Regions from separate parts of the Mus musculus genome. Here region 1 is linked to region 2. The links are chromatin loops, found by intact Hi-C in ENCODE. Cell type or tissue: gastrocnemius. All regions are shown on one strand. Each heading gives the region's core, and the rest is flanking DNA. Links, peaks and the distances in the headings are about the cores only.

Region 1 (12,594 bases), core at 2,947-10,946, 140 kb before region 2:
CCCTCTTCTGGGGTGTCTGAAGACAGCTACAGCGTACTTACATATAAAAATAAATAAATAAATCTTTTTAAAAAAATGGGGCTCAATAAAAAGGATGAACTAGTCTATTTTCTCTGTGTGTGTTCAGGGTTATTGGTAACTGGAGAGGAAGACGGACTGTACTTGGGTTGGGCAGCAAGTGCCTTAACTCACTGAGTCACCTCACTGGCTCTTCCCTCCTTTATTTTTTGGAAAACCTTTTTAACATGAAAAACTGCATATATGAATATAATTAGTAATCTTATCACATAAAAGTTAACTTTTTATTAGAACTTCCAAATTAGCCAAATCTAGACTTTAAACAGAAAATTTAGATTTTGTCTATTTTATTTTGAGACAGGGTTTCTCTGTGTAACCTTGGCTGTCTTGAAACTGGATTTGCAAACCAGGTTAGCCTTAAACTCAGAGATCCTCTTGCCTCTGCCTCCCAAGTGTTGGGACTAAAAACTTTGGATTACTTTTAATAATATGTATGTGTGGCTAAGTTCAGGTTTGTGATGGTGTCCCTAGAATCCAGAAAAGTGTGTTGAATCTCCTGGGGTAGTAGGTTCTCTGCAAGAACAAAAGGAGCTCTTATCTGTTGAGTCATTTCTGTAGTCTCTGGATTATTAATTTACCTTGAATTTATTTACTTTTTATTATGTGTATGTGCATGCACACATATGCAGGTGGACAACTACCGGCCTGTATATACTAGGGTCTAAACGTGTCTCTTCTTTTACTATGAGTCCTCAGGCTGTGAAGCTTGGGAACAAGCACCTTCACCCTCTAAAACCATCTCATGGGCCCATTAAAGATTATAAAAAGTGCCCCCGCAATTTTTTTTTAATGTTTATGGGTATTCTGCCTGCATGTATGTTTATGCAATGCCTGTAGAGAGCAGAAGATGACACCCAGAAGCTCTGGGAACTGGAGCAGCAGGCAGTTGTGAGCTGTCTGTCTGTCATGTAGGTGCTGGTTATCAAACCTTGGTTTTCTGTAAGAGCAACAAGTACTCTTTAACCCTGATCTCTCTCAGGGCTATAAAAAGATTGTTAAAGTAGTAAGTCAAAGTCTGTAAGTTTAAATACCAAAGGAAACGTCCTGATTAGAAATAAATATGTAATAAATGGTATTGTTGGTTTTCTTTTTTGCACACTAAGAAACAAAAGCAAAAAACCTTAAAAACTAAAACACTTAAAAAATAATGAATGAGCCGGGCGTGGTGGCGCACGCCTTTAATCCCAGCACTTGGGAGGCAGAGGCAGGAGGATTTCTGAGTTCGAGGCCAGCCTGGTCTACAGAGTGAGTTCCAGGACAGCCAGGGCTATACAGAGAAAACCCTGTCCCGAAAAAACAAAAAAAAAAAAAAAGAATGAAAATACTTAATTTGGGCTCCTACAAAGCTTTTAATCAGAAAACTAATAAATACTGCTAAACAAAAGAACACAAACTGTAAACTTAAGCTTCCGCTTACTCGCCGTCTGGGCTGGGGGAATCCATCTCTGTGTCTTCGTCTTGTTCGAGAACGTGCCTGGATCCCCTGTCCTTTATTAAGTGGGTCAAAAGATTCTGAAAAAAGCAGCAGAAAGCCCAGTGTGAGGTATGTAACACACAGACTTAAGAGAGCTCATAAGACTAGTATCAGTAATCATCAGTCCAGTCTCCGTGATAAAGACCTCCGCTTATATAGTTAAGATGCACAACGGATTTTAACACATGAATGAAACGGCAGTTAGCAAGGAAACCATCCGTAAATAGTTACTGTTGAAAAGGTCATTAAAAATTGCAAACAATAAAATTAACCACTTACAAGAACCTTGCAACAGATATTCACATTTATAAAGGCAGAAGACTCCCGAACACTTCACACCGTTTAACCCTGCAAACTTGGAGCTCTCCCAATCTTCTGACTTCAGCCGTCTATGACGACCTTCAGCCGTCTATGAGGTACAAACCTGATGGGAAGTCTGCCTCCAGATCCTGCTCTGTTTCCCCTTTTGAAAACGGTTTCAGTTCTGAATCAGCATCTTGCACAGCATTCGACTTTAATGCGTAATGATTCAGCTCTTCTTCCCAGCTGTGTGGAGTTGATACTGCTTCTGACTCAAGATCACCACTATATGTACTTCCTTGGTCTGAAAGTGAAGAAACCAAACATGCTCTCCTGACATATTTAGAAACTCTCCTGAACTCCTACATCCTAAAAACCAAAATATGGTTAAAAGATAATTATTAGGACACAACTAGTAAAGTAACTATGGTTGGAGAGAGAACTTCATCAGTAGAGTATTTCCTATGTAAGCAAGAGGACCTGAGACTGAGCCCCACAACCTACTTCTAAAAAGAAAAACAGAGAGGCATGATGTCAGGATGTAATCCCAGCACCTAAAACAGGTGAGTTCCTGAAGCTTGCTGGACAGCCAGACTAGCCTACTTGGCTACTTGGCTAATTCCAGGCCAGTGAAAAAAAAAAGTCTTTTTGTTTTTTTCAAGCAGATGGTGCCTGAGGAAAGATACCCAAAGATGCCTTCTAACCTTAATATATATTGATCACATACATGTATAAACTACATTTACCTGTGCAGTTTTCTGACCCAGATGCTTCTGTGAGGAAGTAACACACACACGCACGCACACACACACGCACACACACGCAAGCACACACACATTGCACACACACACACACACACACACACACACACACACACGCGCGAAACAAAGAATCAAGTAACTTCTTTAACGGCTTCACAGAATTAGATTCATATTCTTAGTAAACACTACAATGCATTATCTCAAATATTAAAATATTTGAGATATTTATTATTTGCATTACAAATTGGCATGACAGTCAATTCATGTCCCTCACAAACTAGGTAAAATTATAAACTACTAAGCCCAAGGATAGTCTTCTGAGTTCCTATTGTTAGCAGAGAATAGTATTTCTAAAAACTAAAATATATTAATAACTACAAACCTTTTTCAAATATCTTGGTGTCTAGAAACAGTTCTTGTTCAGAAGTTTGAGATTCTAAAGAAAAAAAGCAAACAAAACAAATCTCACATGAAATGACTTCTCTACTCAATAGAGGGGACTAGGTAAGCAGACTTCTCTACACAAGGCCTGCTTCATCAATATATTGAAACACTGTAATAAAAGCAGCTGGCTCATTCACATCGCCAGCAGAGCTCACACTTCTGGACATCATAAGAAGCCACAGGAAGAAGGGCTTTACTTTTCATGCTGTGTTGGTTTTTCATCGGAAATCCTTTCATATTGTTACACATCCATGCAAAAATGACAAACTGTTCCACTCAAATACGCCTTTTCTACTTGCCCCCGAAGGCCAACAGACTTAGAACAGATGTAATCGATACATGAGCATGAAGCCCACAGAGCTTCATGAAGTTGATGAAAACAAAATTCAATGATAAATGAGATATTTGAAATGAAATTCAGAAACTCAACATAGAAAAGGATGTTTTCTCAGCTTATTTAAGAAAAGCTTTTGTTCTTAGCTTTTGTTTTTTCATGAAATCAAAGAAAAATTAGTCCCAAGTCCTTTTTCTCCTTCCCATATGTCTTAACCATTTCATTTTAGTAGGTAAATTACTTATAGTAATTGCAAGTGTTTGTCTTGAAGCTAGCTTATTTTCTAAAGCTTTTCTGACTCAATGATGTACAAAGGCAAAGTTCTCCATCTGTAAGTGAAGAACCCAATGAATGTTAAATAGTAATGTGACAGAAAAGTCACCCTATCCCCTGTTGGATACTAACTAGTTTTTGGCATTATATTACCAAAACATTACAGCTCAGACTGACTACATAAATCTCACCCACTCAAGTGTTAAAATAATGGGTATTTACTACCACACCTAGCTACAAAAGGCCAATTTAAAATAAGGTGTTTTTTGTTTTTTTTAAATCATGAATTATCTCAACGTTTAAATTAAATATACTATTAGAAGTTAAAAATGGTCAAGCATAGAGATAACACTCATATTCTAAGACATTCATTAGCAAATGAGTTAGAACTATAAGATAATACATTAAAGAGAAAGTACATAAGAAATACTGATAATAAGATGACACTATGTACAAACTACAAACCTGTTGGTCAGTTAAGAGCACATTATGTTCTTGCAGATGATGTGAGGCTAGGAATTGATCCTAGCATCCAAACTAGGTAGCTCGCAAATACCTGTAACTCCACTTCCAGGGGATGCTCCTGACCTCCCCAGGCATTGGACTTAAGTGCTGCACAAACTAACACATAAGGCACAAAAATACACACTTGCACTTAATTAAAACCAACACAAATCTTAAAAGACCCATACATGATGGCAACGGAACAGCAAAGTTCACAATGTTTCTTGATATGCAATAATGGTGAACATTTTTTTCTATTACTTATTATGCAAAATCAAACCCCACCAGCTAGCTGGACATGCTGGTCCATGATGATAATCATAGCAATGATTGGGGGAGCGGGAATTAGAAGGATCAGCAGTTCAAGGCCAGTGTGGGCCACATGAGATACTACTTCTAAAAACAAATAAAACCCTTGAAACCTCACTAATTGTTAAAAATCTACTACTGACTGAAAAAATTGGTATTGGGCTCAAAAAACACAAAGAACATTCTTAGTTCATTCATGATATAAGAAAGCAATTTTGTGCTTCACATTTCAACAACTATATTTCTTCTACTTCTTCCTGTAATCACAAATTAAGAAGGTACAATCAAGGTTAGAAAGCGTCCTGGAATATAGATCAGTAAAGTTCTGTTTAATTATGTGTTTGGGGGCCAAATTTTGCTTTTATCATTTCCTAGCTATATAACCAGTACAAAACTAACATTTAATTTCAACATGAGAAATATAAGGTAACCAATACTCCCTTCACAGGCTGGTTATGAAGACTAAATGCAGGAAAACACACAATATACTAACTAGGACTTTGTCTAGACTGTGAGAAATACACATGAATAAACACCATCCATTATCAACATCCTTATTCCAAACTAACAGAATCAGACTTCTCTATAGGTAACTGAGACAACAGGTCTTCTGACCCATGCTTCTATTTAGCCAACATCAGTACGCAATTGATTATATATTAAGGATTCTTGTGCATGGAACATAGGTTTGAACGTAATGATAAAATACAAAAATAATATGAAACTTAATGTTACTTCTGATACAGATATAGAATTGTAAGTGAGCTCAAAATAAATTATTTTAAAGATTGCACGAACCTCCCTGGGATAAAGTTTTCTCCTTCTCTTCATCTTCTGCAATCATTTCTGCCATCTCAAGGAGATCTGCTTCAAACGGATGTGTGGCAAGTTTCTCTTTAATGTCTTCAATGCCCTCAGTTGCTTTCTCATCATTATCCATAGAGGATGGAATAAACATGGGAACAGGCATCTGAAAAAACAAAGACCGAAGGTTTCTTAGGTTTCGTGTGTGTGTGTGTGTGTGTGTGTGTATGTGGCCAGAGGTCCACAGCAGGTATCTTCTTCAGTTATTCACTATCTTATTTTTATGAGACAAGGTCTGCCACTGAACACAGATACAGCACACTGGCTAGACTGGCTGGTCAGCAAGTTCCAGGAATCTTCCTGTCTCTGACTTTCAAACACCGTGAGTGTAGGTGTGTGCATAGGGGCTATGCCTGGCTTTTACATCAATGCTGGACACTGAACTCAGTTGGATGTTTGCACAGCAAGTACTATGCTGGGTATGCACTCTCCCCGGCCTGAAGGTTTCTTATACAATAGATTTCTTGTCAAAATCTGTGTAATGATGTAAGCACTAAAATAATGGGGGAGGAAGAAGATATTCTCATTGATAAGAATTATGAGTCTTGGTAGTTCATTTTTATTAGACTAGAATGACTAAAATAAAAATCTAAGTCAGGTGGTGGTGGTACACATCTTTAATACCAGCACATGAAAAGCAGAGACAGGTGGACCTCTCTGAGTTCAAGGCCAACCTGGTCTACAGAGAAGAGTTCTAGGACAGCCAGGGATACACAAAGAAACCCAGTCTCAAAAAACAAACAAACAAGCAAGCAAGCAAACAATCTAGTAAGCAAGTTATACATGGTAGCACACGCCTTAAAATCAGCAGATGGAAGGAAGAGGCAGATGGACCTCTGGGAGTTTGAAGCCAGTCTGGTCTATAGAGTACATGTTACATCTGCAACCAGCCAGAGCTACCTAGTAACACTGTCTGAAAACCTAAAATAATTATAAACAAAACAAAAAATACAAAACAACAACTACTAAGGACTTTTCTAGACACTTAACAAAGTGCTTCTAAAAGCCTTAAAAAGAATAATCCTACGACATAAAAATCAGTTTCATTTCAAAACTCTCAATATATTTAAAGAAAGTAAGATATAATGACAGGAATCTTCTTTTACCTTTGCTACAGTTCAGGACTCTTAATTTTTGTTTTGCCATTATTATTAGTAGAAGTAGTATTACTATTATTAGTAGTGGTTATTATATGTTAATATGTAATAGATATATTTGCCATAATCAAAGGACAATGTAAGGAGTTATTCTACCTTTATGTAGGTTCTAGGGATTGAATTCAGATTATCAGGCTAGCCATCTTGCTGGCCCAGAATTCAGAATTATATATATACAGTTTTGATTTTTCTTTTCCATTTGAGTGATGCCAAAACTAACTTTTTCTTTTTTCCTTAGTTGCTTTCAGACTTACTTTATGTATATGAATGTTTTCCCTACATGTATGTCTGTGTACCACAGAGGTCAGAGGAAGGCACAGATCTCCTGGAAGTGGAGTTACAAATAGGTGAGTGTGTTACAAATATGGGTGCTGTGACTCAAAGCCAGGTCCTCTGACTCTCCAGCCCTTGTTTTTGTTATGTTGAGGCAGAGTCTCAATGCAGCCAAGACTGGCCTGGAGCACACTATGTAGCCCAACCTGACCTTCAACTGGCCGAAATCCTCCTTCCTCAGCCTCTCAAGTACTGAGATTACAGGTGTGAGACACCATGCTACATTATAACACTCTTTCAGAAGATAAGGTATGAGAGTAAAGGACAATGTCTACATTCTCTGAAATAAGTAACAAAGGCAATATAACAGCAGCCAACCAAAATCAGGTATATTTTACCAAGAAGTATGACATTTTATTACACAGCTGTAAAATTTTAAGTGAGGAAAATGCAAGCTAAATTAGATCTTATCTCTCAATGATTACTCACAGGAACTGGAATCCCAAAGGGGACAGGAGTATACTGGGTGTAAAGATGAAGAGGTATGGGAACAAACACTGGCACAGGGACTGGTACCACCATAACCTGGGGCTCACTTGGAGTGTCTAATGAAAAAAGCACACACAGATAAAAGTGGGTTAGAAACCATGTAGAATAATTCCATCTTAAAGAGGAGAATCTGTGCCAAGCAGTGGTGATACATCTTTAATCCCAGCACGTGGGAAGCAGAGGCAAAGGGATCTCCAGGTTTGAGGCAAGTCTAGTCTACAAAGTGATTTCAGGACTGACAGGGCTACACAAAGAAACCCTGTACCAAAAAAAAAAAAAAAAAAAAAAAAGGGAGGAAAAAGAAAAAAAAACTTCAAAATGAATCAGAGATTTTAATGCAAGACAAGCAAAATAACTAAAGTATTGTAGATAATAAAAAAAATTATTCAGTATACTATTCTGAGAAAAGGGTTTTATTTTAAAGGTATGACCCCAACAACAAAAACAACAAAATATAACTGGCCAGAGAAACTAAACCAAATTCAAAATGTTATATACAGAAGCAATCCGGGAACTAAGAGAAAAGTTACAGAATGGCAAAATATATTTGCAATCTATACATTTGACAAGGGATTCAAACAAGTAAACAGCAAAAAAAACAACCTAATTTATAAGTGGTCAACATGGTGTTGCTCATGGATGGAGAACCTTTAAGAAAACTTTAGGTCAAGGGGGTGAGAGACCATACTCTCATAAGGAAGTAGAAGTAGTATAGGGTATGAGTTCATCTGTTCTTGGTATAGAAGGAATCAATTGCTTGTTCCCCAAAATATTCACATCTATGTTACCCACACCACAGGGTAACAAGAGCCAAGAAATTGCATCCCCAAACATTGTGTGATAACTCCAAAATTAGGTGCTAAATAAACCATTTCTGCTTAAATTACCTGCCTTGGGCATTTCATTATAATGACAAACAGTGACTGTGCCAATAAAAAAATATTCAGTGTTAATAATGATCACCAGAGAAATGGTCAAAATTATAATGACAGGGCTAGATAGACAGCTCAGCAGATAAGTACACTTGCTGCTCCTACAACAGACCTGGGTTTAGTTCCCAGCACCTATATCAGGGGCTCATAACTACCTGCAACTTGAGTTCCAGAGAACTCAATGCCTTCTTCTGGCTTCTGTTGGCACTTGCATGTCCCTGGTGCACACATAGGTAAGAAGGCACACAAATACATAAATAAAAATAAATTAAAAAAAATTAAAATAAAGTATCTCGTATCTTTGAGAATGATTACTATCAAAAAAGAAGGTAAAAAAAAATCTTGATAAGCACAGAGAAAGGGGGACTCTCAACACTCCCGGTGGGCACCGTGAATTAGTTTAGCCATTGTGGAAAATAATAAGGTACTTTATGATGAGAATTCCCAGGAGCCAACTAAGTTGTCCTCTGACCTCTCTATATGCTGACCATGATACATGTATGCCCATACAGGTAAGACAAAAAAACGAGGTTCCACCAAAAGGAACCTCCTACGTAGGCCTCAGTTAATTTGTGTGCATGTTATTCAGGATTACCAGCTTACAGGATGACAACTTTGCATCTAGGAGTCTTTTCTAGTTTAAAAATTTTGGAACTTATGGTTGGCAGCAAAAGAAGCTATCTAAACACAAGCAAACAAAAAAAGGAGATGAAGACTATATGAGTAATTCTTAGGCAACTGCCATGATTGTGAAAAATAAATAGAAATATTTCTTCAAAAACTGTATTAAAATTTCTACCAGCTTTACCACTTAAGCTCACCTTAGAACAACTTGAAAAAAACTGCTCAATTCTGACTGGCTGTGTCAAAAATGAATGGACTTCTCTCTACTCTCAACACCCAGCTAAAGCTTTTAAGACTCACTAGGAGGGACGGGAGAATTGATTTAGTAGTTGAAAATACTTGCTGCTCAGATTCAAGTCATAATACCCACATACAAGAGCACAAATGTCTCTAACTCCTTTCAGAGAGGATTCAAAGCCCTTCTGACTTCCATGCGCACCAGGAATAGGCACACAGTACACATGTATACATGTAAGCAGGGTACTCATACACATAAAATACTAAAAACAAACATAAATTCCTAATGTGTGTGGCCAAGAAGCAGCTTATGCTCCAATGGTCCAAACAGCTTTCATTCACAAGATGGAGGTTGTACCCAAAAACAGACAGGCAAAGAACACTGGGACCCTAATCACTCTACCTCAGATAACTTACAGAGCTGGCCTCAACTCAAAGCTCTGTGTGCCCCTTCATGAACACTAAGAGTGAAGGTCTATAACACCACCCTTAGTGCAACTGACTTTGGTTTTTTTTTTTTTTTTTTTTGAGACAGTTTCTCTGTGTAGCCCAGGCTGTCCTGAATCTCACTCACTCTGTAGACCAGGAAGGCCTCAGACTCAGAGATCCACATGCCTCTGCTCCGAGTGCTGCAATTAAAAGTATGTACCACCACCACCAACGCAACTGACTTTTCACCAATACAACTGACTTTTTAAGACAGTAGGAGGGAACGGGGATAGGTGTTACATGCAAGAAGTACAAAGAGATTTTATATATATATATATATATATATATATATATACACACACACACACACACACACACACCACTAAATGAACACATACACAAATGAGAAAATAAGATAATATTAATTTGTATAAACTTAATAGCACATTAAAAAACTAATGCATCTCTAAATTCAAATCCTGTCTACATTATTCTAAAGCTTACAGTAAACCTACAACATTAGTTATTAATGAAGAAATTAACAGTTTTCATAGTATACTATGAATTGACTTTTATTTGAGCTACCTTAATAAGTCTCAGACAGATAAATACCTTATTCACAGAAAAAGTGTGCAAACTACACTGGGCAATCCACGTAAGCAGGAGACAGTACTCAAGGTAATCAGATGCTCCATTCCCTTGCCCTAAATAAAACAACATCCCAAGAAACGTACCTGTCTGGCATTCTTTGTTTTGAGTATGTGGTTTACATGACGTGGCTTTAGTCTGTGTAATGGGTTTGCACAATAAAGCTTTGTTCTTCAAAAGCCTTGGAGGTTGGGAAGGTGGAAGTTTCAGGGCATCTGTTTGAGTACTTGCCTAGTTCAAAAAAAAAAAAAAAAAAAAGAAAAAGAAAATCAGAAACCAAAGGATTTTCAAAATGTTTTGAGTAATTATAAGAATTTCAACTTTAAAAGACCTATCACTATACAAAGCAGAACCTATACAAAGCAGAACCAAAAGATAAATATGCTAATAAATATATATCACATACCTGAAATATTGACAGCAACAAAGAACATTTAATAACTATCAACTGACTAATGTACTTACTGTATTTGCTTATCAAGAAAACACCACTGCCAGGCGTGGTGGCGCACGCTTTAATCCCAGCACTTGGGAGGCAGAGGCAGGCGGATTTCTGAGTTCGAGGCCAGCCTGGTCTACAGAGTGAGTTCCAGGACAGCCAGGGATACACAGAGAAACCCTGTCTCGAAAAACCAAAAAGAAAAAACAAACAAACAAAAATACCAATAAGCTTACTGTAAAACACTGATAATCATCAGTACAATGGGGGAGTTTTAAATGAGAACTGTTATTTCCTGACTGACTTGGAGGATGTAACCAACATTAATGGAATCACTTGTGATCAGTCCAAGAATCTTGAAGGGCTGAAACTACAGGTCTAGGGTATAGAGTTTGCCACCACAAAAGAATTAAAAAGTAACTCAAACATAAAACATTATCCCAGAGGCTAGGAACATTTTCAAGAAAGATCACTGTTTCATCATATGTTCTGTTCATTATTTTCTTTCTTTATTCTTCACTTAAGAGACAATGTAGATATTATCGACTGGAAAAAAATTATATACAGGGCTGGTGAGATGGCTCAGTGGGTAAGAGCACCCGACTGCTCTTCCGAAGGTCCAGAGTTCAAATCCCAGCAACCACATGGTGGCTCACAACCATCCGTAACGAGATCTGATTCCCTCTTCTGGAGTGTCTGAAGACAGCTACAATGTACTTACATATAATAAATAAATAAATAAATCTTAAAAAATCCTTTAAAAAAAAAAAATTATATACAGTATGACTAGCATGGAATGGGAGTGAGGAGGCCTAAGTGTGGGTATTTACAATACCCAGGGTTAGAGAGATGGCTCAGCGGTTAAGAGCACTGACTGCTCTTCCGAAGGTCCTGAGTTCAAATCCCAGCAACCACGTGGTGACTCACAACCACCTGTAATGAGCTCTGATGCTCCCTTTTGGGGTGTCTGAAGACAGCTTCAGTGTACTTACATAAAATAAATAAATAATCTCTAAAAACAAAACAACAAAAAAGAACAGTCTCTAAGATCACATGACCAGCCTCAGTACATTTACTTTAATTATGCATAATTTTAAAAAACCTTCAGTAATTAATTACATAAAGGTACCTACCAAGCATTCAAAGAAATAAAGATATATAAAGACCTGATTAGATAATAGGAACTGTATTCATAAACAATTCTATACCTTAATAGAATGTATTAGCTCAGACCTATATGTAATACATATAAATGAAAATATAATAAGACCAAATTAACTTACATCCCCAATGATTTTCGCTGTAACTGTTGGAACTGCACCTTAATAGAAATTGAAACATAAATTTAGGATCTTTAAATTTAAACATCAGCTCATAAACACTAGTCAGATGATATGTATCTTTCCACTTAGTTCAGTAAAAGCAAGCAGTAAACCTGAAAGTTAAAAAAAGAAAAAAAGATGGGGGACTTTGTGAAGACACCACGGTGCGTATTAGTGGTGCTGCAAGCTGCCAGGAGCTACATACAGTTTGGTTTAGGACCCTGAGACAAGGGATTAAAGTGTGTATTTTACATCTCAAAGCAGAACTGGCCTCCAGGTTCTCTCAGCATCCTTCCCTACCTGGCATATACCCTGTCCCAACCCTGAGCTTTCCAGCCCAGGGGATGGGCTTTCTTTCCTCTAGAGGCTCTCCCCTATATAATCCAAACATTTTGGATCTCCTCCCCACTACACGTGTGCCCTTTCTTTCTTCCCAACCCTCACCCCCATGGTGACTTCCTTAGCCTTGGTCCTTGGGAGTCAGTGAAGTCACCTGAGAGCAGCTTCCCAACTGACCTGCCATTCATATATTCTAATCTGCTTTGAATTGGCTCATTTTACCAGTGCAGAAATAACCTACCATATACAATATTTAATTCAAGTAGTAAGAAAGGCGGTCCAAATCAAGCTATACCTTGTAAGA
Region 2 (12,107 bases), core at 1-8,000:
ACCTGATTTATCTTTAATGGCTAAAATAACAGTGAGATGAAAAACCTGGGGCTGGCGAGATGGCTCAGCAGGTAAGAGCACTGACTGCTCTTCCAGAGGTCCTGAGTTCAAATCCCAGCAACCACATGGTGGCTCACAACCATCCGTAATGATATTTGACACCCTCTTCTGGTGTGTCTGAAGACAGCTACAGTGTAATTATGTATAATAATAAATAAATCTTTTTTTTAAAAAAAAGAAAAATCTGGGGTCCTTGAAAATTTACAAAGATACTAAATCTAGTTTTTTAAAAATAGTTAAAGAGCACTTCCCTTGCATATTGCTGTCTTGGTATTGTGATTTTCAGTACCAAGGGGAAAAGATAAGACTAAAACAAGGAATTGTCAAGTAAAAAATTAAAAAAATACATGTTATGTCTAGAGAATGGACTTGATTAAGAGCACTGGCTGCTCTTTCAGAGGACTGGGAGATGAAATATGCTGTAATTTCAGACTTGTATTTGCAGGTTTTAAAATTTTATCCATGTCAGAGGGTGGATCTTCTAGTCACCTTGGTCTTTGCCACACATATCAATTTCTGTTTTGTGTGTAATATATTGTTATAGTTATAATAGTTGTTCAGAGCCTGTGCCCAAAGTAGTATTTTTTCTTAATGAACTAAAAAATATATGTTTAATTATAGGCGGAATTAGATGTTCTCAAGACAGCACACAACATGGGTCAGCTAAAAAGGAAAGCCACAAATTACTTAGACTGACAAAGACTCTAGGTAAGTGAAATGATATTCAAATTAATTTGGTGACACAATCGGGTGTCACCAAACTTGGTGTGTATGTCAATTTAAGAATTGACGAAGGGCGTCATGAAAGATGTCAGGCATACACAAGCCAAGATAGCTGAGATATTCCTGATCCAGCACTCTAACTTGAAGCTCATGCTATAAAGCTGTCACTAATTACCAGTCCTTGATTTAACATGGTGGTATTAGAGCTTAGTAAGCTACACTTGGAAGTTTTGATAAGTTGGATTAATCATATTTTTTAATTAACAGGATCAAGTGAGCTGTATCAGAAAATGAGTCAAGACGAAAGAGGAATGAATTTGACATTAATAAAGTAATTTATTTTTAAAAATTGTCTTTGTTCAAGTAGGACTCCTTTCTAGGATTTGTCTGATTGTGTGCCCAAATTTAATGGTTTTAAATTTGGTGCCCTAAACTATAACTGGGGGTGGGGCTACAAAACACCCAGTGAAGTCTTGAAAGGAAACAAACTTTCAGTGAGGCAGGCAGATCTGAGTTCCAGGCAAGTCTTGTCTGATCTGTGAAGCACCAGCACAAACAGCTAGTGAGACCCGCCTAAAAAGGGAAAAAACCACGAGAGTTCTACATCTTCCATCATGCTGCTATATGTGACCAAACAGGAAAGAACAAGACTTAAGTAGAGATTAATAAGTAAGCTTCAGAGAAAGAATTCCAACTTGGAAAAGGTTAAAGGTGCACTGCACCAGGGTTGATGACCTGAGGTGAATCCTTGGCATCCATGTGATGGAAGGGTAGAACTGAGTCCAGCAAATTGTCTTGTCTTTAAGCATACATTGCAGTGTGTGTGCACATACTAACGTAACTTGGAAAAAGGTTCAAGAGGCAAATGGGAACATTAGCTTCATGCTAGTCTACGTTGAGTCCTTATTTCAAAGCAGGTATATAAACTTGTTCTTTTAAAAACCCACAAGATGGAAGAATACACTTTTAGACCTATTAAGTTTATTTAGAAATATCAGTCACCAGCTGAACTGAAACTAGAAGAAATAAACTGCTTCAAAGCAGCAGCTAGTAAAGCTTTCCAGGTGGAGTTTTGTTGTGTGCGTGTTTGTTTTTTTGGAAACTGAGCTCCTAAGTCAGTGTTTGGTACATGAAGAAATGACTCAGTAAGAATTTTGTTTCTGTAGTGCACCCAGATGAAGTACACAGCCTCCTGTACCTCTCGGAAGTTAAAATAGGTTATTACCTGAAGTTCCTATCTCTGTAGGAGTAGACTCCCAATAACACGAAGATCCATTAAAGTGTTGGCAAGTGTCTCAGAGTTTTACTGCCGTAAACAGACACCATGACCAAGGCAACTGTTTTTGGTTTTGGTTTTTTCGAGACAGGGTTTCTCTGTGTAGCCCTGCCTGTCCTGGAACTCTGTAGACCAGGCTGGCCTCGAACTCAGAAATCCTCCTGCCTCTGCCTCCCGAGTGCTGGGATTAAAGGCATGCTCCACCACTGCTCGGCTCATCCAAGGACATTTAATTGGGGCTGGTTTATAGGTTCAGTCCATTATCAAGGCAGGAATATGGCAGTGACCTGGCAGGTGTGGTACAGATGGAGCTGAGAGTTCTACATCTTCCATCTGCTACATGAAGACTGGCTTCCAGGCAGCACGTGTCTTAAGCTCACACACACCCTCAGTGACACACTTTAACAGGGCCACTCCTAATATACAAAACCATGACAGGAAGTCTATTAAAAATGAACTTGATATACTGCTGGTTTAACAGTTGTGTGGCCACTTAAAACATTGCTGGAATTTACAAAATCACAATTGTAGTGAAATGCTGGCACACTAGAACCAAATCTGCCTTATCCTAGATACGAGCCCTAATGACCACAAGCCTAAATATGAGTATTCAATTGACAGTCCTGTCTTGGCATAAATTCTCAACACAGGTCATGTGTATGTACATGAAATTTGACCAGGATGGACAAATGAGCACTGAGGGGAATAGATGACTAGTGAACACAACAGAAAGCAATGCAGACTTGTATAAAGGTGTGTGCCTTTAATTCCAGCATCTGGGAGGCAGAGGATGGTGGATCTACTTCTATGATAGGATTAGAGATTTAGAAGATTAGTGCAATGACCCTTTATTTTTGAACTTGGTTCTGTACTGTGAATAAAAGTACCCATACCTGAAGCTAGACTGCTTAGCAAGACCTCGAAAAGCACACAGAAAAGGTAAAATTGTGTCCCAGTTGGACTCTTCTTAGAGGGTCACTAGGAGTGATAGTGATAGTCCACCCCTTGATTCCTGGACCCATGAATCCTGGCTATGGGTGAAACTGTACCATATATGGAGCGCTGATTCAAAGCGTATACTGCCTTCTGAAGAACTCTGCCCCAGCCTTCCAAGCTGTTACCACCTAACTTGGACTCTTCAATTCCAATCTTTAGGTGCCTCATCTGACCATCTTATCCTTGGCACTCCAGTTATACTTTCTCTTGCACTCAACAGGAAGCCACATTTACAAGTCAACTGAAGGTGGTAAGCCTTGGAGGCACAGCAGCACCACTTATTTCATGTATATAAGTACATTGTAGGTGTATTCAGACACACTTGACTTTACAGATGGTTGTGAGCCACTATGTGGTTGCTGGGACTTGAACTCAGAACCTCAGGACAGTGTTCCTAGCTGCTGAACCATCTCTCCAGCTGTGGTTTCTATTGGAATAAAACAGCTAAAAGCAGCTTGGGGAGGAAAGTTTATTTCTAGGTTGCAGTTTTGCAGCACAATCCATCATATAAAGAACCCGGTAGGAATCAAAACTGAAGAAACCAGGAAGCAGTAGCTGATGTGGAGGCCATGGGGGGCTTGTTTCTGGCATACTCAGCCAGTTTTATAGTACCCAGGACCATCAGCCAGGGATGGCACCTCCCAAAGTGAGTGGCGCCCTTGAACATCAGTCAGAACGCACTTCGGATTGCTTGACAGGCAATCTGGTTGGCAGCATTTTCTTTGTTCATTATCATTTTTATTTTATTTTATTTTATTTTATTTTTTTTTGAGACAGGGTTTCTCTGTAGCCCTGGCTGTCCTGGAACTCCGTAGACCAGGCTGAAATCTGCCTGCCTCCAAGTTCTGTCTTCACAAAATTGTTAACTGTGTTTTAGTTCCTATAATCAAGAAGAACTGGCAATGGTTTTGAGATTCATTTACCCAACTAGCCAAGGCTGAAGGCTGGCCTTGCACATGTTCTCATCCTTTGAAACAGATGTGTCTTGTTTCCTTTGAGGCTGGTAAGACAGGAAGACTGAAGTATGTTCTATTTTGAAGCTCTGATAATGGTGAGGGAGAACTTAGGTCTTTCTCATTTAAATTTTTCATTTTGTTTGTGTGTCTGTGTACTGTAGTTATGTCATCTGCCACATGTGGGTGCTAGAAATCAAAGAGCAACAAATGCTTTTTTTTCATACAGATATTTTGACAATTTGAATTCTTATATTTTTAAAATATTATTTACCTTACATCCTGATCTCATCTCCCCTTCCTCCTTTCCTTCCAGACCCGTGCCCACCCACCTTCTCCAATCTCCCCCACCCTTTTCAGAGGAGGGAGCCCTGTCACCACCCCCACTACCACCCATGGTACCAATCCATGGCACATCAAGTCTAAGGACTAAGTCAGGCTAAGCTCATCCTCTCCAATTGAGGCCAGACATGGCAGCCCAGCTAGAAGAAAGTGATCCATCCAAAGGCAGGCAACAAGAGTCAGAGACAGCTTGCCCCTCGTCCCACCCCCACTCAAGCCGCACATCTACCACACATATGTAGGGGGTTCAGTAGGTGCTCTTAACCCATCACTCCCCAGAGTAGCTACCGTTTTTATTTATTAAAATATGCTCTCTTTTAAAAACCTATAATATTTAGGGTGTGGTGATGCATGCCTTTAATCCCAGCACTTGGGTAGCAGAGACAGGTGGATCTCTGAGAGTTCAAAGTCAGCCTAGACTACATAGTTTCAGGAGGGCAGAAGTAGTCACCGTTTTTCAGGGAGTGGATTACAATTGCGAGCAACCATGAGGGTACTCTGAATTGAACCTCTGGAAGAACAGCTAGACTTCTTACCTACTGAGCCTTTTCTCCAGCCCTAAACTACTTTTGAAAAGGATGAAAAAAACCATTGAATCTTCCAGCCCTATTTTTTTTTTAAAGATTTATTTATTTATTATATGTAAGTACACTGTAGCTGTCCTCAGATAGTCCAGAAGAGGGCATCAGATCTCGTTAACGGATGGTTGAGCCACCATGTGGTTGCTGGGATTTGAACTCGGGACCTTTGGAAGAGCAGTCGGCGCTCTTAACCACTGAGCCATCTCGCCAGCCCCCCTATTTTTTTTCTCTTAATTATAAGATTCATTGCATTCATAATACACAGAGGGAATACACGACCTATTCTTTGAGGTTGAGTCTTGCAATCACCTTAACTGCAAAGCCACAGTCCCACCCTCACCACTTTAATACGTTACATGATTACTCTATCTTCTTGACTTGTGGATTTGGTTTTTTTCTGGTTTTTTTTTTTTTTTTTAAGATTTATATATGTGAGTACACTGTAGCTGTCTTTAGATACACTAGAAGAGGGTGTCAGAACCCATTACAGATGGTTGTGAGTCACCATGTGGTTGCTGGGAATTGAACTTGGGACTTTTCACTCTTAACCTCTGAGCCATCTCTCCAGCCCATGTTTTATGTTTTCTAAGTCAGGGTTTCTCTGAATAACCCTGACTGTACTGAAACTTAAGGCCCGTGTCACCACTTCCCAGTTGCTGCTTTTTGTTTTGTTTTAGAAGATTTAAAGGTATTTTGTCGGGATGGAGAGATGGCTCAGCAGTTACGAGCAATGACTGTTCTTCCAGATGAACCAGGTTCAATTTACAGAACCACATGGCAGCTCACAATGTCTGTAATTCCAGTTCCAGGGCATGTGATTCACTATAGCAGACACAAATGCAGACAGAACATTAGTGTACACAAAGTAATTAAAAATACTTTAAATGTGAAAATTTTTATTGTGGAGAACCTGAATTGAACTTAGGGTAGTGTCCTTTCTTAATTTTTGTTTTTTTAAGACCGGTTTCTCTTTGTAGCCCTAGATCTCACTATGTAACCAAGGTGTCCTCAAATTTGTAGAAGTTTCCAGTGATCTTTGCAGTCAACAGCTATTACTACAAATAAGATTTACAAATCTTGTCCCAACCAGATTTAAGGAGGGTCAAAGAACATTTTGGTATTTTTATTGTTTAAAAGATGGAATTTTTTATTTACTTGTTTGTTTGCTTGTTTAGGGTCTCACTGGCTTACCTGAAACTATTAAAGCCAGGTTGGCCTCCAACTCAATAGATCTGCCTGCCTCTGCTTTCCAAGTCTGGAATAAAATGTGTGAGCTACCTTGCCCAGATCTTTCTTTACACAGCCACACAGATACATAAATACAATAACTCTTTAAAAAAACAACCAAGGGAGTCTGAAGAGAAGACTCAGTGGGTAAAAGTATTAGCTGTTCTTCCTCAGGACCTAGTTTAGAGTTTCAGTGCCTCCATGGCAGTTAACAATCCTTAACTCAGGTCCCAGGGATCTGATTCCCAATTCTGGCCACTGTGGGCACTGAATAAACATTTTGCAGAGACATTCATGACACACACATAAGATAAAAATAAGTAAAAGGGTGAGCCTAGCCTTTAGTAGCAGAACCATCTTTCCAGGTCAAATAAATATATTTATTAAATGTATTAAAAACAACCAGGGTGCTTATATATTCTAGAGTTCCAGGACAGCCAGGGCTATACAGAGAAACCCCGTCTCGAAAAACAAAAATAAATAAATACCTCCTCCAGCACCAGACATACATAGAGATAAAATACCCATATATACAAAATAAAGGGTTTCTCTGTGTAGCCCTGGCTGTCCTGGAGCTCACTCTGTAGACCAGGCTGGCCTCAAACTCAAAGATCTGTCTGCCTCTGCTTCCTTGAGCTGGGATTACAGGCGTGTGCCACCACTGCCTGGTGTAGGTGTTCTTGGTTTCTATGGGTTGATAAGGAAAGAGTCAGTCGAGGGTAAATTAAGGCCTTGCAGGGAGCGGTAGGTAGCCTCTGTGGACTGACTCTCAAACAGCTATGCAATAGCATATTTACTGATTGTGGCACCAATCCCTCATACCAAAACCTCTAATCTAATCCATGTTTCCAGAAGGAGACGATCACACCCATGAAATCTATTTAGTCTTTACTGTGCAGAGTGCAGTACTCAATATGTCTTCACAGAATATGTTTTATCTCTTGTTAAGAGGATATAAATGCTTTGAAAATCATTCAGTAACACAGTTGATTCCCAAAGCTGACTGTGCCAAAATCAGCAGTGGAACTTTAGGAACTGGTTTCATGATCTTTGCCCCAAAGTGACCTACTCAGAATCCCAAGGGTGAGACACTGACATCTACCTGACGGTTTGCCAGCTTTGAGTACAGCTGTATTCTTTTAACCAAAAAACTGACTTTCATCTCAAGACTTATTTTGCTAATACTTTAACTTAATACTTTAATACCTAGTGAAGGGAGAGGGCAACATGTAGGTTGTAATAAAAGTAGATCTTAGAATGTGCTCAATAAATATAAAAGTTATACACTCAGTAAATGCTTTCCTTTTTTTTTTTATTTATGAGTACACTGTAGCTGTTTTCACACACACACACACACACACACACACACACACACACACACACACACACCCCAAAAGAGGGCATCAGATTGCATTGCAGATGGTTGTGAGCCACCATGTGGTTGCTGGGAATTGAACTCAGGAGACCTCTGGAAGAACAGTCAGTGCTCTTAACCACTGAGCCATCTCTCCAGTCCCTTTTTTCTTTTCTTTTTCCCTGTCTTTAATTTTGCAGTTCTGAGGCCTGATCCAGAGCTGTGTGCATGCTAAGCAAGTGAGCTCTGCCCCCAGCTACGTTTTTGCACTATTTTAATTTTATGAATAAAAAGTAGAAATTCAAGAAGCGGAAGTGAGTAGGTTGGTGAGCTGGGGGAGGGGTGATGATGGTATAGGGGGTTTTCGCAGGGGAAATCAGGAAGGGCGATAACATTTGAATGGAAATAAAGAAAATATCTAATTTAAAAAAATAGAAATGCAGGCACCTTAAAGATGGCTCAGTTGATAAAGAATTTTACTACTGAGCTGGAGAGATGGCTCAGTGGTTAAGATTAGTGGCTGCTCTTCCAGAGGTCCTGAGTTCAATTCCCAGCAATCACATGGTGGCTCACAACCATCTGTAATAGGATCCGATGGCCTCTTCTAGTGTGTCTGAAGATAAGCTAAGCATAATCATATACACAAAATAAACAAATCTTAAAAAGAGACTGTGAGATATAAAGGTGTATATGCTACTATTTTAACTTTGCTACTATTCACAACGACCTGAGTTTGATTCTGTAAGAGAACTACATTACCGCCACCCTCCAACATACAAATCATTTAAAAGGCTAGGACTGGTGGGACACATCTTTAATCCCAGCACCCCAGAGGCAGAGACAGGTGGATCTCTGTGAGTTTAAGGCCAGCAAAAGTCTACATAGACCCCTTCCTGCCCAAAAGGGCCTAAAAAGTAGTTTCTTTGATTGAGCATGTGGTTAATACACACACACTCACACTTTCCTGAGTTTGGATAGATGTCCCTCAGTTTAGGAACAACTTACATCCCAATAAACCAATCCACCAGAAAACGCCGAGTTGAGAAACAGCACAGCGTAGCAACACAGGCACCAAGGTGAGTGCAGGGACATTCAGTCTGATCCTTGTGACTGACTGGGAGCCTGTTTTATGTTTCTCCACCTCCCAAGATCTCCCAAGCAGATCTTTGAGTTCAAGGCCAGCCAGGGCTACACAGAGAAGCCCCGTCTTGAAAAACCAAACCACCAACATCAAAAAAGATAAGCTTGTAAGTCCCTCACAAATCAGAAGCAGCAAAATAGAAAGGATGCTTTCATTCAACATGATGGTGAAGACAAGACCCTTCTGACTTACACATGGCACAAGAAGAATATATTGATGTATTTACAGACAGGGTCTATGTGGTTCTGGCTATCTGGGCACGAACCCTGTAGATCAGCACAGCCTCCTACTCACAGAGATCCACCTTGCTCTGCCTCCAAGTGCTGGGCTTATCATACCATCCGTGGACCACCTGTTTTATATCTTACTTTGATCTTTACTAGTTGGGTGCTTTGTAACCATTTAAAGGAGTAAATTTAATGATTTATTTTTATTTGGTGTTTTGCCTTCATGTGTGTGAATGTAAGGGTACTGGATCCTCAGGAACTGGAGTTGTAGGCCATTGTGAGCTGCCATGTAGGTGCTAGGACTTGAACCAAGGGTTCTCTGGAAGAGTAGCCTTAACTACTTAACGACTACACAATCTCTTGAGCACCCAATAACCTACTTCTTAGGCTATTGAGAGCACTAATGTAACTTGCAAAGTACTAAGTTACATAATAGGTACTTGACAAAGATAGCTGTTCTAATTTCCAGAAGGGGTGTGAGACATCTACCAAATTTGGGGGCTTAGGGGCAAAATCCATCAATCTTGATTGTCGGACAAGATGGAAATTAATCAAAACTAAAAACTATGCTGGGTGTGGTGGTGCACACCTTTAATCCCAGCATGCCCAGGCTCTGCCCAAGATGACATCAGAGTCTCCTACCTGCCTACTGAAGACAGTCACTTCTTGGCTGCTTTCAGATCAAGAATATACAACTCTTGGCTCCTCCAGGACCAAGTCTGCCTGCATGCTGCTATGCTTTCCACCATGATGATAACAGACCAAACTTCCGAAACTGTAAGCCAGCCCCAGTGTTTGCCTTTCTAAGAGTTCCTTGGGTCACAGTGTCTCATCAGAGGAAATAAAACCCTAACACTGTGGAAGAGGAAGCTGATTTCAGAGAAAAGGTCATGGCTTAAAGAACTTAACAAAAATCAAACAGTTAAAAAAAAAAAAGGAATAAACAAGGTCAACTATTTCCAACAAGCAGCTAGAGTTCAGACTAGAGGGAGTGACAGTAACAACTGTGGGACAATGTAGAACAAAGGCAGACATGCTGGCGGGAGTGTAAAACTATGCCTGGAGGCTACCTGAAGTAGAAGAGGCACAAGACCTCAAGCCCTACATGTTATCCTAGAAAAGACTTCTGTTTTCTGTTTTGGTGGAGACATGATTTGTGTAGCCTTGGCCGTCCTGGAACTAGCTCTGTACATCAGGCTGGTCTCAGAATTACAGAGATCCATCTGCCCTTGCTTCCCAAGTACTGGGACTAAAGGTATAATTCTATCTAGACGCATGCTGAGGACTGTTTCCTCTAGTGTAAGAAATGTACACAATGGCCTAGCTCTGCTAGCCTATCCCTAACTTCCCCACCATGGCAGGTACCGATCCTAGAGTCCCAAGTGGTAGAGCCCCTTCCTGCATGTTGGAGTCCCAGGATCCCCACACCTGAAGACAGCCTTGTCCCTGACTGCTCACCACTCCTGCTGGACTCAGTTTCACTGCACAGCTAAGGATAGCTAGGACTTTTACCTTTTCCAAATCCATGCAGGTCTGTGAACCTAGGGTGCATTATGCCCGAGAGTGAGGGTTGGGTGGTTAGCAACAGAGCAAGACACTTCTGGCAGAGGCCATAGGGAATCCAAGTGAAGTTTGGCACAAACTAGGCTGTGGTGTAATAAAGGCCCAGTCAATGAAGATGGGACTAACCAGACAACTGAAGAACCAATACGTTTTGTCCACATCATGTCCACCCTGAGGACACAGAGGCTGGAGAAGGACTTGCTGGCACAAGTGCAGTTCAGCAGATGAGATCTAAGGGAAATGGAGACAGACCATGGAGCAAGTCTAGGGGCTTGTGGCTCCCGTGGAATTGATTCTAGTCTTGGAGGCGCTACTCTGTGTGCAGCCCAGAGGGAATGCCACCTGCACCAGGTCCCCTCTATAAAGGCATGAGGGCTGGACTCCCTCTGCTCTGGCTTTTGGCTTCTTCTGGAGAATAAGGACAGCACAACTAAGTGACTACTGGGAGCCCAGAATTCAGCTGACGCTCTGAGCCGCCTTAGTTGGGGGCTGAGAACCTGAAATGACTTCCTTGCTTCTGAATGGTCAGGTGCCACCTGCTTAACCCCTGTCTTTATTCTTTCAACAAGGCAGGTAGCTGAGAACCAAAGCTCAATCAGCCTTGCTAAACTCCCTACTTCCTTTATCTTTTTCCTCTCGGAATGAGCTGATGCAGTTGTTAAGAGAAAAACCACTACCTGGTCCACCTACTCTGTATTTCAAACCTTAACCTCACAGCCACTCTGCATCTCTCTGCTGGTAGCAGAGTTAGTTAGGCCTCTAATTTTTTGCTTCTGTAGAACTATTCTCTTCCCAGCAATGGTTTTTAGTTAAAATTTTATTTAACAATGCACACGGTCACTAGCAGCTATGATGGTATTACAGGACTTCCTTGGCACTGGGAATTGAATCTGGGCCTTATGCATTCTAGGGACGTTAAGTATGTTACCAATGAGTCACAGTCCTGGAGGAAAGTGTGCCGCTGTGCCAGGCTTACTAGATTTCTATATTAGAAAAAACTATGTTCAATTGACTCTAGGCTCCTAATTCTCTGCTATACCTCCAGCACATATCATACTATCTGGCATATAGTAGTTGCTCAGTAAATGTATTAAATGTAGATGTGCCTACGACACAATACGTCAACTGGAATACTTTAAAGGAGAAGAGTCAGGTAAGAGGGTCAATCAGTCTCAAGAGCTTACAAATTCAAGACTAGCCTAGGCTACAGAGCAAGATCCCTATCTGTCTCAAAGAACCTCCAACAAACAAAACTTCATTAGGATTCTAATAAAACCACAGAATTCTTTTAATTAAGCTCAAAGTTGCAAGTTTGTCTCACGTATCTTTCATTTGACTAATGAACTTTTCGACAATTCCCCCCAGTCTTTCAGGTTCCATCAGTTTATTTACCAGTTCCTGCTCAACAGCTATCAGAGCCAGGCTACTAAGTTTCTCTTGTCCCATGGTACGAAGTAAGTATGTTTTAAGATGAGACAGCGTGGAAAATGACTTCTCATTATTTGCTGAAGTAATTGGCCAAGATAAAGCAATATGCAACAGCTTCGTGATACAAGGAATATTATTGTGGAGAGCATGCTGAATAAACAAAGAGCCTAGGTCAATGAAGCTTAAGGACCCATCCTCTGCGATGAAGTTGAAACCTGCATACTGCCGGTAAAATC

The links. Peaks named below come from ENCODE experiments on the same cell type or tissue, not always from the same donor. Only the 100,000 strongest peaks of a DNase experiment are listed, where the experiment ranks them.
Region 1: it touches region 2 in a loop (2.6-fold over the local background); 3 of 42 quality-filtered maps call a loop at or near these places.

What each region holds. Positions count from the first base shown.
Region 1 is chr4:126,888,020-126,900,613 of GRCm38, forward strand. It overlaps Zmym4 (zinc finger, MYM-type 4), which reads right to left. Exons shown (of 30, transcript NM_001114399.2): 16 at 12,586-12,594; 17 at 11,913-11,950; 18 at 10,277-10,421; 19 at 7,261-7,376; 20 at 5,276-5,447; 21 at 2,996-3,049; 22 at 1,977-2,156; 23 at 1,496-1,590. Among named protein-coding and RNA genes, the nearest start is that of Gm25604, 33 kb to the left of the region's middle. In gastrocnemius, for the core only: no CTCF peak of the experiment used is centred there; no DNase peak of the experiment used is centred there.
Region 2 is chr4:127,035,882-127,047,988 of GRCm38, forward strand. It overlaps Zmym1 (zinc finger, MYM domain containing 1), which reads right to left. Exons shown (of 8, transcript NM_026670.5): 8 at 11,213-12,107. The coding sequence ends at 11,761. It also overlaps a transcript of Sfpq not described here. Among named protein-coding and RNA genes, the nearest start is that of Zmym1, 19 kb to the right of the region's middle. In gastrocnemius, for the core only: no CTCF peak of the experiment used is centred there; a DNase peak (open chromatin) is centred at 4,462.